2 separate regions of the Homo sapiens genome follow, and region 2 is linked to region 1. Evidence: chromatin loops called from intact Hi-C (ENCODE). Cell type or tissue: Caco-2. All regions are shown on one strand.

Region 1 (8,000 bases):
TCCGTCCACTGCAGCCTCCGCCTCCCGGTTCAAGCAATTTTCCTGCCTCAGCCTCCCAAGTAGCTGGGATTACAGGCATGCGCCACCATGCCTGGCTAATTTTGTATATTTAGTAGACACGGATTTCTCCATGTAGGTCAGGCTGGTCTCAAACTCCTGACCTCAGGTGATCCACCCACCTCGGCCTCCCAAAGTGCTGGGATTACAGGCATGAGCCACCACGCCCGGCCTGCAACCACCACCTTTTTTACTGACTTCATAGATTGCCTTTTCCAGAATGTCATATAGTTGGAATTATAAAGTTTGTAGCTTTTTCTGATTGGCTTCTTTTACTTAGTAATTAGCATTTAAGGTTCTTCTGTGTCTTTTTATGGCTTGATATCTCATTTCTTTATACTGCTGAATAATACTCTGTTGTCTAGATGTATCACAGTTTATCCATCCACCTATGGAAGGGTATCTTGGTTGCTTCCAAGTTTTGATAATTATGAATAAAGCTGCTGTAAAAAGTGTAACATTTTGCATTCTCATCAGCACTTGATAAGCATTCTTGTTGCTTCCACTCTGTGTATCTTCTTTGATGAGATGTCTGTTCAGGTCTTTTACCTGGTTTTTAAATTTATTTGCATTCTTACAGAGTTTTAAGAGTTCTTTCTATATTTTAGATAACAGTTCTTCATTGTATATGTCAGCAGTCCTCAACTTTTTTGGCACTAGGGACTGGTTTTGTGGAAGACAATTTTTCCATTGACTGGAGTGGAAGCAGGTGGTTTCGGGGTGATTCAAGTGCATTACATTTATTGTGCACTTTATTTCTATTATTAGTACATTGTAATATATAATGAAATAATTGTACAACTCATCATAATGTAGAATCAGTGAGAGCCCTGAGCTTGTTTTCCTGCAATTAGCCAGTCCCATCTGGGGGTTATATGGGATACAGTGACAGATCATCAGGCTTTAGATTCTCATAAGGAGCGTGCAGCCTAGATCCCTCACATGCACATTTCACAATAAGGGTTCGTGCTTCTATGAGAATCTAGTGCTGTCACTGATCTGACAAGGTGCAAAGCTTAGGCAGTAATGCGAGCAATGGGGAACAGCTGTAAATACAGACGAAGCTTCACTCACTCACCTGCCACTTACCTCCTGCTGTGCAGCCCAGTTCCTAACAGGTCACGGACCAGTACTGGGGGTTGGGGACCCCTGATATGTATGATTTGCAAATATTTTCTCAGTGTCTGTGGCTTTTCTTTTCATTCTCTTGACAATGTCTTTCACAAAGCAAAAAATTTTAATTTAGTGACGTTCAGCTTATCAATTTTTTCTTTTACAGATCATGCCTTTGGTGTCATGTCTAAAAAGTCATCACCATACCCAATGCCATCTAGGTTTTCTCCTATGTTACCTTTTAGACAGTTTATAGTTTTGCATTTTGCATTTATGATGCATTTCAAGATAATTTTTGTCAAAGGTGTAAGGTCTATATCTAGATTTACTTTTTTTCTTTTTTTGCATGTGGATGTCTAGTTCTAGCATGACTTGTTGAAAAAATTTTCTTTTTTCTCCATTGTATTGCCTTTGCTCCTTTTTCAAAGATCTGTTGACCATATTTTTGTAGGTATATTTTTGCACTCTCTATTGTGTTCCATTGATGTATTTGTCTTTTCTTTCACCATTACCACACTGTCTTGATTACTGTAGCTTTATAGTAAGTCTTGAAGTTGGTAGTAGTCCTTCAGTTTGTTTTTCTGTCAATATTGTGTTGCCTATGTTAATTTTAGGTATTATGGAATATTATTCACAACTTTACTGATTCAAAAGGTACGCAGATATTTGGCCGAACATTATTTCTGGGTGTGTCTGCGAGGGTGTTTCCAAATGAGATTGATATTTGAATCTGTAGACTGAGTAAAGCAGATTGCCCTCTCTATTGTGGGTGAGTAGGCCTCTTTTGAGGCCTTCCATCTAGCTGGAACCTACACCATTGACACTTCTGGTTCTTAGGCCTTTGAACTTAGACTACAACTTATAAAATGGTTCTCAAGCCTTTTTGTACTTGGACCAGAACTTATAAAATAGTTCTCAAGCCTTTGGACTTGGATTGGAGCTTTCCTGGTTTTACAGCTTAGGCATAGCAGATTGTGGGACATTTCAGTCTGCATAATCACATAAGCCAATTCCTTATTACAAATCTCTTCTTAGATATCTGTTTATATATATATATATGTACAGATATAATAAATTTATCCCATTGGGTTTTTTCCTCTGAATATATGAATAGTTTATGCACTACAATTACAGTTTTAGAGTATTCTGAATTTAACTATGTATGTACCTTTACCAGTGAGTTTTATATTATACTTTCAGATGATTTCTTATTGTGTGTTAGCATCCTTTTCTTTCAAGTTGAAAAATTCTCTTTAGCATTTCTGGTAAGGTAGGTCTGGTGTGAAGTCCTTCATCTTTGTTTATCTACATATTTCTCCTTTGTGTTTGAAGAATAGCTTTGCGGGGTACAGTATTCTCAGTTGAAAGTTGTTTCCTTTTTTTTTTTTTTTCCTTCAGCACATTGAATATGTCATCTCATTCCCTCTTGGCCTGTAAGGTTTCCACTGAGAAGTGTGCTGCCAGATGTATTGGAGTTCCTTCATTTGTTACCTGTTTCTTTTCTCTTACTGCTTTTAGGATTCTTTCTTTGTCCTTAACCTATAAGAGTTTGATTTTATGCCTTGAAGGTAGTCTTATTTGGGGTGAAGCTGCTTGGTGTTCTTTGATCTTATAACTGCATATTTGTATCTTTCTCTAGGTTTGGAAAACTGTTATTATTCCTTTGAATAAACGTTCTACCCCAGTCTCTGTACTTCCTCTTTAAGGCCAATAACTCTTAGATTTGCCCTTTTGAGGCTATTTTCCAGACTTGTAAGCATTCTTCTTTCTTTTTCACTCCTTTTTTCTTTTTCTCCCCTGATTCTGTATTTTGAAATAGCCTGTCTTTAAGCTAATTCTTTCTTCTGCTTGATCAATTCTGTTTAGATAGTAATACATATTTTTGTTCATTAATTGAATATTTCAGCTCCAGGATTTTTGTTGGATTCTTTAAATTATTTTAATCTCTTTGTTAAATTTCCCTGAAAGATTTATGAATTCCTTCTCTGTTTTTTTGAAGTTCATTGAGATTCCTCAAAAAGCTATTTGGAATTCCCTGAGAAGTCATATATCTGTACTACTCCAGGATTGGTCACTGGTGCCTCATTTAGTCTGTTTGGTGAGGTCACATTTTCCTGACTGTTCTTGATGCTTGTGGATGTTTTTCAGTGTCTGGGCATAGAAGAGTTAGATATTTATTCCAGTCTTTGTAATCTGGACTTGTTAGTATCCATCCTTTTTCAGAGGGCCTTCTAAGCATTCAGAGTTTATCTAAAGTATTACCTAAGCCTGTGGTCACTGTAACCATTTCAGCACTAGAGGGCACTCTAAGCCCAGGTACACTGCAACTTCTGCAGATTGCTGAATTCCCAGCCCTAATGGACTTGAAGATAAGGGAGAAGTTGCTGGGTTCCCAGGCAAAATCCCTCTTCTTCCCCCAGGTGGAATGAGTGTCTGTTTATGCTGGTCTGACCAGAGTTGGGGAAGAAGTGACACAGACACTCTTGTGGCCACCACAGCTGGCCTCATGCTGGGTCATATTTGAACTGTCATTGATGTTTACTGAAGGTCCAAGGCCACTTTAGTCAGCAGGTAATGAATCCTGCAGGGACTTGGGGTCCATCCCCCCAGGGCAGAGGATTCCCTTCTGTCCCAGGGTGGGTCTAGAAGTGCCATGTGGGAACAACAGCCTGGAATCAGGGGCTTTAGGATTCTGCCTGGTGCTTTGTTTTACTGTGGCTGGGCTGGTACCTGGGTTGCAAGGCAAAGTCTCCTATACTCTTCCTCTCCTTGCCCCAAGTGGAAGAAGTCTCTACACTGTACTGCCTAGAATGAGGGGAGGGGTGATGGAGGCATTCCCATGGCCACCACAGCTGGTGTCACACTTGGTTGTAGTACCCTGGGCTCACAGCCTCTGCTGAGACCAGCACAGCACTGGGGCTCACCCAAAGACTACAGTTGCCATGGTCTGGCTGCCACTGACATTTATTGGGAGCCCAGGGCCACTTTATTCAGCCAGTAGCAAAGCAGACTAGGACTAAGATTCCTCCCACTAGGGCAGCAGACTTCTTTCTGTCTGTTCAAGGATGGTCTAAATGCCCCCTGTGGGCACCAGTAGATTTCTGCCCAGTGCTGTGTTCCACTGTGACAGGGCAACATGGAGTTCCAGTGCAAAGTCCCGTAGTTATTTCACACTCCCTCTGCAAAGCACAAAGATTATCTCTCTGGGGTGTACTGCCGGGGCTTGGGAGAGGATGGTATAGACAGTTCAAGACTGTCTATGGAGTTCCTATCATCTTCAATGCATCTTTTCTTGTAGGAACTGTGATCTCTTAACTGACTTAGTTCTTATGAAGGTGCTTTTTTGCATGGATAGTTACTCAATTTGATATTCTTGCAGGTCTAGGGGGTGATTGCTGGAAGATTCTGTTTGGCCACCTTTTCATACATTTCTCTCTTTTATGCAGTCGTCATCTGACTCTGTACTTTGAGTGGCCTCCAAAGCCAACTCGGTTTCAGATTTTTATTTTTTCAATAACAAGTAAAATGAAGTGTTATTTTTTATTTCCTTGTTATGCCATAGGTATAAATGGTAAGTGCTTTTATTTGCTCTCTTTATTGATCTGTATGTTTTTTGAGGGTATATGGGGATATTGGAATTTAGATGATTGTCATTATTCTATGAGAACCTAGAATTTTAGCCCTTTAAGTATTTTACTGCCTTAGTAGCTGTTAGGTTAGACCACATAAAATTGCAATTTTTGTAGCTCAAGAACTTTTGAATATCACCAGTTTTATATGGTTCTACCTGATAGAAACATAAGCAAGCTTTTTAGTATTAATTTCAAGTTGATAAAGTCTACATTTTTATCAGCTTTACTGAGGTATAATTTATATACAATAAAATGCACCCATCTAGTGTACAGTTAGTGGGTATTTACAGTTGTTTACACTTATGTAACCACCACCACTATCAAGATATAGAACATTTTTCTCCAGAAAGCTCCCTTGTACCCCTTTGCACTCGTCCCCACACCCTATCCCAGGCAACCTCTAAACTGCTCTCTGTCATTAGATTAGATTTGTAAAGACTGCATTTTAAAATTGGCCTGTGGATCTTGTGTGATTTGAAGCTTGCATACCTTGGCTCTCCTTCCTCTTTATGTGTGCACTAGGCTCAGGGTTTTTTCATTTGTGAATAGGTCCACTCATCTTCTGCCCAGTACTTTAAACTTCATGTATCTTGAACTGAGGTACATCTCTGAAGACTCATTCTGCTTTTCTCTTTCATGTCTTTGCTTATGCTGTCCTTTCTGCCTAGAAAGTTTCCACTCTACTTTACTTTCCTGGTTTATTCCTACTTATCTTTCTAAAATCCATTTATATTGCTGATTTTAGATTGGGTTAGGTACTTTATTTATAGAAATAACTATCTTTGTTTATCTGTTTATCAATCATGTTTTTTATTGTTATATATAGTAATTATTTGTGTCCTTTACTGAGGTAACAGTAGCTTCTTGAGGGTAACAACTATGCCTTCTGCAATTTGGCCATCATTATGCACCTCTACACATGATGCGTACTTAATAAATGTTTAATTCATGCTGAATAAGTTTCAACTTCTGCGTATAGAGTTAAAACTAAATCTACATAGTATAAGTTAAAGAAGTCTTAGTAATAGGAACTAAGAAAAACTGAAGTTGAACTAATGGGATCCTGTAAGCATGAAGGAGAAATGGGCATAGTTCCCTTGGACCATAGTTGTACTTGCTGAAACCAGTTTTGCATGAATTCTTTGCTCTTCAATTCTTCTCTTGCCATGTATTTTTGGAACTTCACCAAGCAATGTCTGTGGAGAATGATAAAATAGCTTTGTGTAAAGTATGAGCTATATGTAGTAAATTAAGTGCAAATAAGAAGAAAAATGAGCTCGCTCGCTCTCCATATATACATATATACACATATATATACACATACATACAAACACACACACGCGCGTGCGCGCGTGCACGCACACTCACCCTGACTTTGTTATCATAAACCCAGAGGGACCTCAAGAACAGCTGTTGGGTTATCTGTCTACTACTAGTAAAGCCAGCTCAAAATTAACTGCAACTACTATTCCTTCTGGATGTTGTCACTGCATAGTAGAGTTATGTAAGCTTTGCTGGAGAAGTTTTAGTCGAGAGAAGTTCAGTAAAGTATATACAAACACATCTGTAATCCTGAAAAAACATATTTTTTATTTACTAAACATAATTTGTGATCATTCTTTATTGTATAGTAATTTTTAAAAATTTGAAAGTGCTACAAGGTGCTCAAATTTATCTCAGTTTGACATTTTCAAAGCAGAAATCTTAAATTTGAAAGTTTCCCATCTTGATTAATAAAAGCCAATTTTTTCCGTCTTATTTTGTAGTCGTACACAGTATGTTAAAATACAACTTTATTTTTACTTGTAGTGTATGCAGAGAATATTTCCAAAATGGTGGGAAGAGAAAAGCACTTGAGAAAGATGAAAAAAGAGCTGTACTTGCCACTAAGACCACTCCAGCCTTAAATATGCATGAGTCTTCTCAACTTGAAGGTCATTTAACCAACCTCAGCTTTACAAACCCTGAATTTATAACTGAGTAAGTATACTTTTTCTACTTTGATTATCCTGGATAACTGTATTAATGTGAAATAATGCAGTGGTTCATACTAAACAGTGAGCAGTTTACTTGCTCCTCCAGTAGTTACATGATAGACTGAGAAATGCAGATAGGTAATATTATTAGATTAAAAACTAGCAGAAAATTGTAAGAGCTATCTGGAAAACTAGTGGTTCTGTAGCATGTGTTGTTCTAACTGAAAATGAGAAAGAATGGTTCATTAAATACGATTATATAATTATACATTGTTACATAATTATATATATTACATATATGTTATGGCTATATGTGTGTATATAACATATAATTGTTATATAATAGTATTATATAGTTATAATGTACAATGTAATATGTAATTATATAACAATATGTAATTCTTATGTAATTATCAAAACAAAGAATCAAAACAGCAAAATACAATTAAAGTGGCTATCCACTAAGAATTTACAAATAAGGAAAAATAATGAAAGGTTATTAATAGAACCAATTACCATTGTTTTATTGTTGGTAAGAAAATCTGCCTGCTAGTAAGATTATATGCATATAGGCATAAATTTTATAAGTACATGACTATTATAATCCAATTAATTATTAGTACAGGCATAACTTATTTATTGCGCTTGCTTTATTGTACTTCACAGATATTACATTTTTTACAAATTGAAGGTTTGTGGCAACCCTGAGTCAAGCAAGTCGATTGGCACCATTTTCCCAATAGCATGTACTCACTGTGGCTCTGTGATATGGTTTAATTGTGTCCCCACCCAAATCTCATCTTGAGTTGTAGCTCCAATAATTCTCATGTGTTGTGGGAAGGACCCTGTGGGAAATAATTGAATCATGGGGGCGGTTTCCCCCATACTGTTCTCGTGGTAGTGAGTAAGTCTCACGAGATCTGATGGTTTTATAAGGAGTTTCCCCTTTAGCTTGGCTCTCATTCTCTCTTGCCTGCCACCATGTAAGTAAGATATGCCTTTCGCCTTCCATCATGATTGTGAGGCCTCCCCAGCAACATGGAGCTGTGAGTCCATTAAACCTCTTTTTCTTTATAAATTACCCAGGCTCAGAGATGTCTTTATCAGCAGCATGAAAACGCACTAATACACTGTCACATTTTAGTAATTCTCACAATATTTCAAACTTTTTCATTATTATGATGTCTGTTTTGGTGATCTGTGATCAGTGATCTTTGATGTT
Region 2 (8,000 bases), 230 kb after region 1:
CTTTCCTGTGAGAATCGATGTCAATCAAATGCTTATAAAACTCCTTTCACGTAATTTTTTTCAGAGCAATGCCACAGTTAAAAGCTTGCTAGGATTCGCAGTGCAGTTTTTCTTGCTCATCCCGAGCACATCACAGACAAAGGATCACTGAGGGTTTGAGTATTCTACCTTATACATTCTAAAGGATTTAAAATGAAAAAATATTTTCATGTCTCTCAGCTGAGGCCTTAAAAGCCTATCTTTTATTTCTGAGGCTGAAGAAGGTCTGGGATTCTCTCTCTTGGGCCTGGATTTCCATTCTCAATGTATCATATCATGGATTTTTTAAAAAGATGATCATTAGATTACCAATTTAACTAGTAGAAGACTAGATGCCAAAATTTATGAACTGTATGTATTGGTCAGGGTTCTCCAGAGAAATTGAACCAATGGGAGATAATGCATATATATATATATATGATGGAATTTATTAAGTTGTTGCTCAGGCATTATGGAGTCTGAGAAGGTTCACAATCTGCAATCTACAAGCTAGAGGCCCAGGAAAGCTGGTGATGTAGTTCCAAGGTCTGAGAGCCTGAGAGCCAATAGTATAGATTCCAGTCTGGGTCTAAAGACTTGAGAGCCAGGAGCACCAACAGAGGAAGACTGATGTCCCAGATCAAGCAGTCCGTCAGAGTTAATTAAACCTTCCTTGGCCTTTTTGTTCTATTCAGGCCCTCAATGGACTGGATGATACCCACTCATGCTGGGGAGGGTCATGTGCTTTACTCAGTCTGCCCATTCAAATGGGAATTTTTTCCAGAAACATCCTCAGAGGCACATGAGGATGAGAAATAATGGTTAGCCAGCAGCCCATGACACTCAAGACCCAATCAAGTTGGCCTATAGAATTAATCATCACAATGTAATATGATGATGTAAGTGTTGGTTTGGATTTTGAATAACATGGATATTGAGATGAGGCAAAGAGTAGAATAACTGAGTCATCTGGTAGCAACTGGTAAGAACCACAATACTCCTGTTAGCCTCACAAAAAAAGGACACCCTCTCCCATTATGGGTTTGGGATAGCAGTATTCTCTTTGGCCAGCTGTGGACACTTATATGTCTGCTGAGACAGTTACTAAAGAGGCCACAGCCTCTGACTGAAAGAAGTATAACCCAGGATCCTGGCACCCTTCAGGCTGCTTAGACTGTAGCATGGACCAAATACCACCCAGCTAGAGACACTGCAGGATGCACCTCTTCCTGAGGAACACTCCCACTCCCAGGGCCATAGGAGGAAATAACAAGACATGCTTTTAATGTGAATATATGTAAGTATGACTGCTCTCTGTTACAAGGCAGAGCCTAATAGGAAAACATCCAAAGTCACAGCCCCTGGCCACCATCAATACAATCCACAAACCAATCTAGATCCTTCTGATTTTCCTTCAAAATAATAATTTCATTAATGCCCATTACTGTAACCAGCCCAGGCTGTGGTTTTGTCATGTGTAGATTAAGTAACTATTATATCTTGAAGGCCTGCCACATGACAGGCACTTCACATACATCATTATTCTCACAATCACACTTAACTTAATAGTAAAGCTATTTTATGGATGAGGAAAACAGTGGAAAGCTGTTTCTGTTTGGCTGACACACCTTCCTTTCCCACATCCTCTTTTGGGGCTCCTGCTCTGCCCCATTCCTGTGATGCCAATGACAGTGCTCTCATTCCTGCTCCCAGACATATTTAGGTCAACCTCTGGCCACAGAGATGTCCCGGGGTGAGACAACAACAATCAATCATGCAATAACAACAACAGCTTTGTGCTGGCAACTATTCCAAACACTTTAAATATTTTAAGTCATTTACTCCTTACAACAACCCTATGATGTAAGTCCTATTGTTTTTCCCATTTATCAGAAGAGGAGACAGAGGCACAGAGATTTAAGAAACTTGCCTAAGCTTATAAGTTAGGCTTTTCTCAAAACTTAAGGACTTCGGTTGGGCGCGGTGGCTCACGCCTGTAATCCCAGCACTTTGGTAGGCTGAGGCAGGTGGATCATGAGGTCAGGAGATCAAGACCATCCTGGCCAGGTGAAACCCCGTCTCTACTAAAAATACAAAAATTAGCCAGGCATGGTGGCATGTGCCTGTAATCCCAGCTACTCGGGAGGCTGAGGCATGAGATTCGCTTGAATCAGGGAGTCGGAGGTTGCAGTGGGCCAAGATCGCGCCACTGCACTCCAGCCTGGCGACAGAGCGAGACTCCGTCTCAAAAAAAAAAAAAAAAAAAGTAAAGACTTCAATTGTAGAAAGAGCCCTTTTCTCCTTGGCAATGAAGCAAGAAGAGGTGAGCACAAAGTTATGAATAGTCACATCCCTTACCCCATTGTGAAACCTTCCCCAACTTCCTTAGAGAAGAAAAGAGAATTCTGGCAGGTTTTATATCTCTAGTTCAATTTCTTGAGTTCCCCCAGCTGTCTGGGTTCATGTTTTCCCAAACCTTGGTTGTTCAGCTTTGTGAGGCCAATCCAGTAATTATCCAAGAAATTTCTTCTTTTGTTAAATCTAGATTGAGTTGGAATTCAATTACTTGCCAGCAAAAGATTCCTGATTTATATAAGAAGTAGGCTCAGAGAGGCTAGATGATAAAGGTAGTGTTACCACCAGGCTTTTCTGATTGGAAAGGTGCTCTCTGTCAGGCCTCTGAGCCCAAGCTAAGCCATCATATCCCCTGTGACCTGCACATATACATCCAGATAGCCTGAAGTAACTGAAGAATCACAAAAGAAGTGAAAATGGCCTTTTCCTGCCTTAACTGATGACATTACCTTGTGAAATTCCTTACCCTGGCTCATCCTGGCTCAAAAGCTCCCCAACTGAGCACCTTGTGACCCCCACTCCTGCCTACCAAAGAACAACCCCCTTTGACTAATTTTCCTTTACCTACCCAAATCCTATAAAATGGCCCCACCCCTATCTCCCTTCGCTGACTCTCTTTTAGGACTCAGCCCGCCTGTACCCAGGTGAAATAAACAGCCTTGGTGCTCACACAAAGCCTGTTTGGTGGTCTCTTCTCACGGACGGGAGTGACTCTCTACTCTATTTGACCACCTCTTCTCCTTGGAAGCCTCCTCAGCAGGCCTGTCATCATAGGATCTTGCCATTTCATTTCCTTCTGTTTATCACTGCACAGTTAGCCTTTCTTCTCTTTTTTTTTTTGAGACAGTCTCACTCTTTTCACCCAGGCTAGAGTGCAATGGCACAATCTCGGCTCAGTGCAACCTCTGCCTCCCAGTTTCAAGTGATTCTCCTGCCTCAGCCTCCCAAGCAGCTGGGATTACAGGCAACAGCCACCACACCCAGCTAATTTTGTATTTTTAGAACAGACGGGGTTTCGCCATGTTGGTCAGGCTGGTCTCAAACTTCCAACCTCAGGTGATCCATCCACCTTGGCCTCCCAAAGTGCTGGGATTACAGGTGTGGGCCACCACATCTGGCCACCTTTCTTAAATATTGCTTTTCAGCACTTTTAAATTTCTCCAAAAGTTTTCAGTATTTTCTGATGCATCAAACCCAAACCTCTCTGCTTAGTTTTCAACACACTCCAAATCAGGCCTTATGTAAATTTGAAAACTTTTCCACCATCCTCCACCCAATAAGAACCTAGACCAATCAATGTCATTCACATTTCTGTAATTTCTTTACTCAAGTCCTTTCAAATGACAAACATTGAACCCATTCAAGACTCAGTTCAGGGAATCTACTCTAATTATCATTAACTTCTTTAAGAGTATCAGAACTACTTTGAAAACCTAATTTACAAGGGTAAGTGGAACCAGAATATTTATCTTCATATCTACATATATGATATGGTTTGGCTCTGGGTCCCCACCCAAATCTCATCTCGTAGCTCCCATAATTCCCACATGTTGTGGAGGGACCCAGTGGGAGATGACTGAATCATGGGAGTGGGTCTTTCCTGTGCTGTTCTCATGATAGTGAAGGAGTCTCACAAGATCTGATGGTTTTAAAAATGGGAATTTCCCTGCACAAGCCCTTTCTGCCTGCTGCCATCCACGTAAGATGTGACTTGTTCCTCCTTACCTTCCACCATGATTGAGGCCTCCCCAGCCATGTGGAACTATGAGTCCAATTAAATCTCTTTCTTTTGTAAATTGCCCAGTTTCAGGTATGTCTCTATCAGCAGTGTGAAAATGGACTAATTCTATATACTTTCATTTCATCTGTTAAATTCTCATGAAAGTATTGCTAATCGGGAAATGTAAAACAGATGTTGTAGGAAAAAAAATTGTAGAATGGATTCCATCTTGAGTAATTGTGAAGCTTATTTCCTTTCAAACTTTTGTCTTTTAGTTAATGTCTCATGTTTTATTTTCTGTTTGGTGACAAACACATCAGAATTCAGATAAAAATCCATCTGCATGGGAAAAAACAAGGACTATGATTTTCTCCAAACATATATCTCTTAACTGAGATATACTGTCTTTCCTGCAAGAAGTTCAAAGGCTTTCCCCTGTGTGAAATCTGCTGCTCCCCAGTGGCAGTCTTCAGGGAAGCTGGGCTTGCAGTCCTCCCATTCCAAAGCAATTCACTCTTGAGCACACTCAGGAGTTCTGCAATCCAATTAAGTGGAAAGTCACAAAGCACACTGATGACAGGCAGAACTCTACCTCCTGTTGTTTCTAAAAATGCTATTTCTACTTTATTTTTCCTGAATCTTGGAAGATATGTTATAATTTCTGGTTAAAGTAAAAACTGTTTTGAGTCTTTGACTTTATGTGGAACTTAAAGATCCTCCACTTTTATGGGTTAATGCTCCTACAAGCCTTGTTTGGCTTGTTCTCTAACTCTCACAATGTTCAAATGTGATTTATAAAAGGAAAATTAATAAACATCTAGAAGACAATAAAAGAAATATTCTCATGCCTTCAGGATGAGAAACAAATTTCTGCAACAGGACACAGAAAAAGTACCAACAATTAAAAAAAAACTGATGAATTTGACTTTTTTAAAATCTAAAACTTATGTTCCTCAAATGACACAGTTAAGACAGTTAAAACACACACACACACACACACACACACACACAAACAGCCACAGACTGGGAGGAGATATTTTACATATATAAGAACAAATTAATAAGAAAAAATAATCTGTTTTTAAAATAATGAGCAAAAGCCTTGAACCAGCACTGCACAAAATAGAAAATCCAAATAAACATCAGCTTTGTGAAAAGTAATGAATTTCATTAGTAATCAAGGAAGTGCAAATAAAGATGCAATATCAGTATCGCCTATTTAGCTAAAATTCAAAACTTGAAATACTATATTTGAAGAATTAGATCACTAGACTACATCACTGATGGAAGCATAAATCGTTACCACCATTTGGAGAAACTTGTTGGTGTTATCTACAAAAGTCAAGAATATTCATCCTATGATAAAATAATCCACTCGTGAATATACAACTTAATAGAAATATGTGCACAAAAGTGTTCATAGAAGCATCATTATTCATAAGAGCCCAAACCTAGCTATAAACACAAATATCCATCAGCAGTAAAACAGATAAATTATGGTATGTTCTATAGTGGAATACACTACAAAAACTAAAACAAATAGCTACACCTAACAACATAGAAGAATTTCAAAAATATTGGGTAGAGCAAAGCCAACACACACACACATACAGAAGTACTATGTGATTATACTTATAGGATGCTCAAAAATCAGGCAAAACTAAACCATAAAGTTAAGATAGTGCTTGCCTTTAAGAAAGAGAATACATTGAGCTGTGCAGTTATAATTTGTGCATTTTTTTCTACATGTATGTTAAACTTTGATTTAAATATATTAAAAAAATTATTGGCACTAGCAATTAGAAAATGATCAGATTTCTCAGAAGATTTTCAATAGACTAATTTGACTAAAAGGCTGATTTAAAGTTTTTATATAAAATGGAAGTGAAAAAAATGGAGGCAGTTGGCATCCAAACATTGAAAACATTGAAGCAATCAGTATCAGCTCACCCAAATATAAATTATAATAAGCATATTTGTTTATGTGTACAATTAACTTGCTTGCTCCTCAATCTTTAATTTAGCTTTAGTGTAAATCTTCACACAGATGGTTCCTATTGTTTAAATTAACCATAGTAATCCATAAACTCAATAATGAACATCCATACTCTACAGAATTGAGAAGCATTTTCAGTTTTGTGATACAAATGGCTAATCTTGGATGACTTTGTTAGTTGTGACTTTGAATTAATGGTATGTCTGGCTTGAAAATTTGTTTTTAAAATAATAAATATTGAAAGGTGAGTTTTAATTATCAATGCACACACAGTTTATCTCCAGTTCTAATAGCAATAGAGCTTCAGTATTCATACTCTATTTTTCACATTCTGAGTGAGATGACCCAGCAATACCTACTGTAATTAAAAAATTAATACAAATATAAGAAATGTACTCCAATGTAAAAATTAAAACAGAGGTAAGTGGCACAAAATAAATTTTTATTCAAGAAAGTAATGAATAACTTTGCTATGTTTCTAAGTCTGATTTTCTTATTAGAATAACTATTCAGTCTTCCATTTTGGAACTTGCTTACTTTCTTTTTATATAACAAAAAGCTATTCTCATTTTATTAAAACCATTCCATTAACTAGGTGACCTTTCACTTCATAAGACTTGGCACTAAGTTTGATTCAAATTCCAAGCCTAAAGCACTCTCAGCTGAAGGCAAACAAATATTTCTGAGCCTGAGCTTCAGAGAGAGGTTCCACACCACTTTCTGCATTAAGGTTCTCTGCCTTAATCAGTTGGGAGGGATTACTGCAACTCTAACTCACAAATTTGGTGAAGAGTGTTAAGTCCCATGGTCATAAAGCCATCAAATAAATATTTTGAAATACTGATTAAAGTTTAAAATTCACAGAATCATAATTTCTGAAGGTATTCTCAAAGTGAAACTCAAAGTTGGATGTATTTTGAAATTTACCAAAAATGTAAACTTAACAAATAAACTTTTTCATTGCTGTAGGATTAAGATTACTGGGTTAACAAAATTATAAAAACCCTGGAAGACAACCTAGGCAACACCATTCAGGACATAGGAATTGGCAAAGACTTCATGATGAAGATACCAAAAGTAATTGCAACAGAAGCAAAAATTGACAAATGGGATCTAATTAAATGAAAGAGCTTCTGCACAGCAAGGAAACTATCAACAGAGTGAACAGACAACCTACAGAATGCAAACTATGCAAAAATTTGACAAAGGTCTAATATCCAGCATCTATAAGAAACTTAACCAAATTTATAAGAAACAAACAACCCCATTAAAAAATGGGCAAAGGACATGAACAGACACTTTTCAAAAGAAGACATACATGTGGCCAACAATCATATGAAAAAAATTTCAGCAAGGATTGCTGGCAAGATGGCTGAATAGGAACAGCTCTGGTCTGCACCTCCCAGTGAGATTGATGCAGAAGGTGGGTGATTTCTGCATTTCCAACTGAGTTACCCAGTTCATCTCATTGGGACTGGTTGGACAGTGGGGGCAGCCCAAGGAGGGTGAGCTGAAGCAGGGTGGGGTATTGCCTTACCCAGTAAGCACAAGGGGTCAGGGAACTCCCTCTACCAGCCAAGGGAAGCCATTAGGGACTGTACCTTGCACTCCGGCCCAGATACTGTGCTTTCCCCATGGTCTTTACAACCCACAGGCCAGGAGATTCCTTCCCATGCCTACACCACCAGGGCCCTGGGTTTCCAGCACAAAACAGGGTGGTCATTTGGGTGGACACTGAGCTAGCCACAGAAGTTTTTTTTTTTTTTTTTTCATACCCCAGTGTTGCCCAGAACACCAGTGAGACAGAACTGTTCACTCCCCTGGAAAGGGGGCTGAAGCCAGGGAGTCAAGTGGTCTGGCTCGTTGGGTCCCACCCCGACAGAGCCCAGCAGGCTAAGATCCACTGGCTTG

The links. Peaks named below come from ENCODE experiments on the same cell type or tissue, not always from the same donor. Only the 100,000 strongest peaks of a DNase experiment are listed, where the experiment ranks them.
Region 2: a loop joins it to region 1, with 20 times the contacts of the local background. A loop is called at or near these places in 8 of 110 quality-filtered maps.

What each region holds. Positions count from the first base shown.
Region 1 is chr7:112,894,351-112,902,350 of GRCh38, reverse strand. SAMTOR (S-adenosylmethionine sensor upstream of mTORC1) reads left to right here. Exons shown (of 5, transcript NM_152556.3): 3 at 6,612-6,782. Among named protein-coding and RNA genes, the nearest start is that of SAMTOR, 42 kb to the left of the region's middle. RefSeq lists enhancers at 3,402-3,451, 3,632-3,731. In Caco-2, a CTCF peak has its summit at 3,490 (motif pointing right); a DNase peak (open chromatin) is centred at 3,490.
Region 2 is chr7:112,662,470-112,670,469 of GRCh38, reverse strand. The region is part of intron 5 of LOC101928012 (a long non-coding RNA gene); the gene reads right to left. Among named protein-coding and RNA genes, the nearest start is that of LINC03076, 48 kb to the right of the region's middle. In Caco-2, no CTCF peak of the experiment used is centred here; a DNase peak (open chromatin) is centred at 4,559.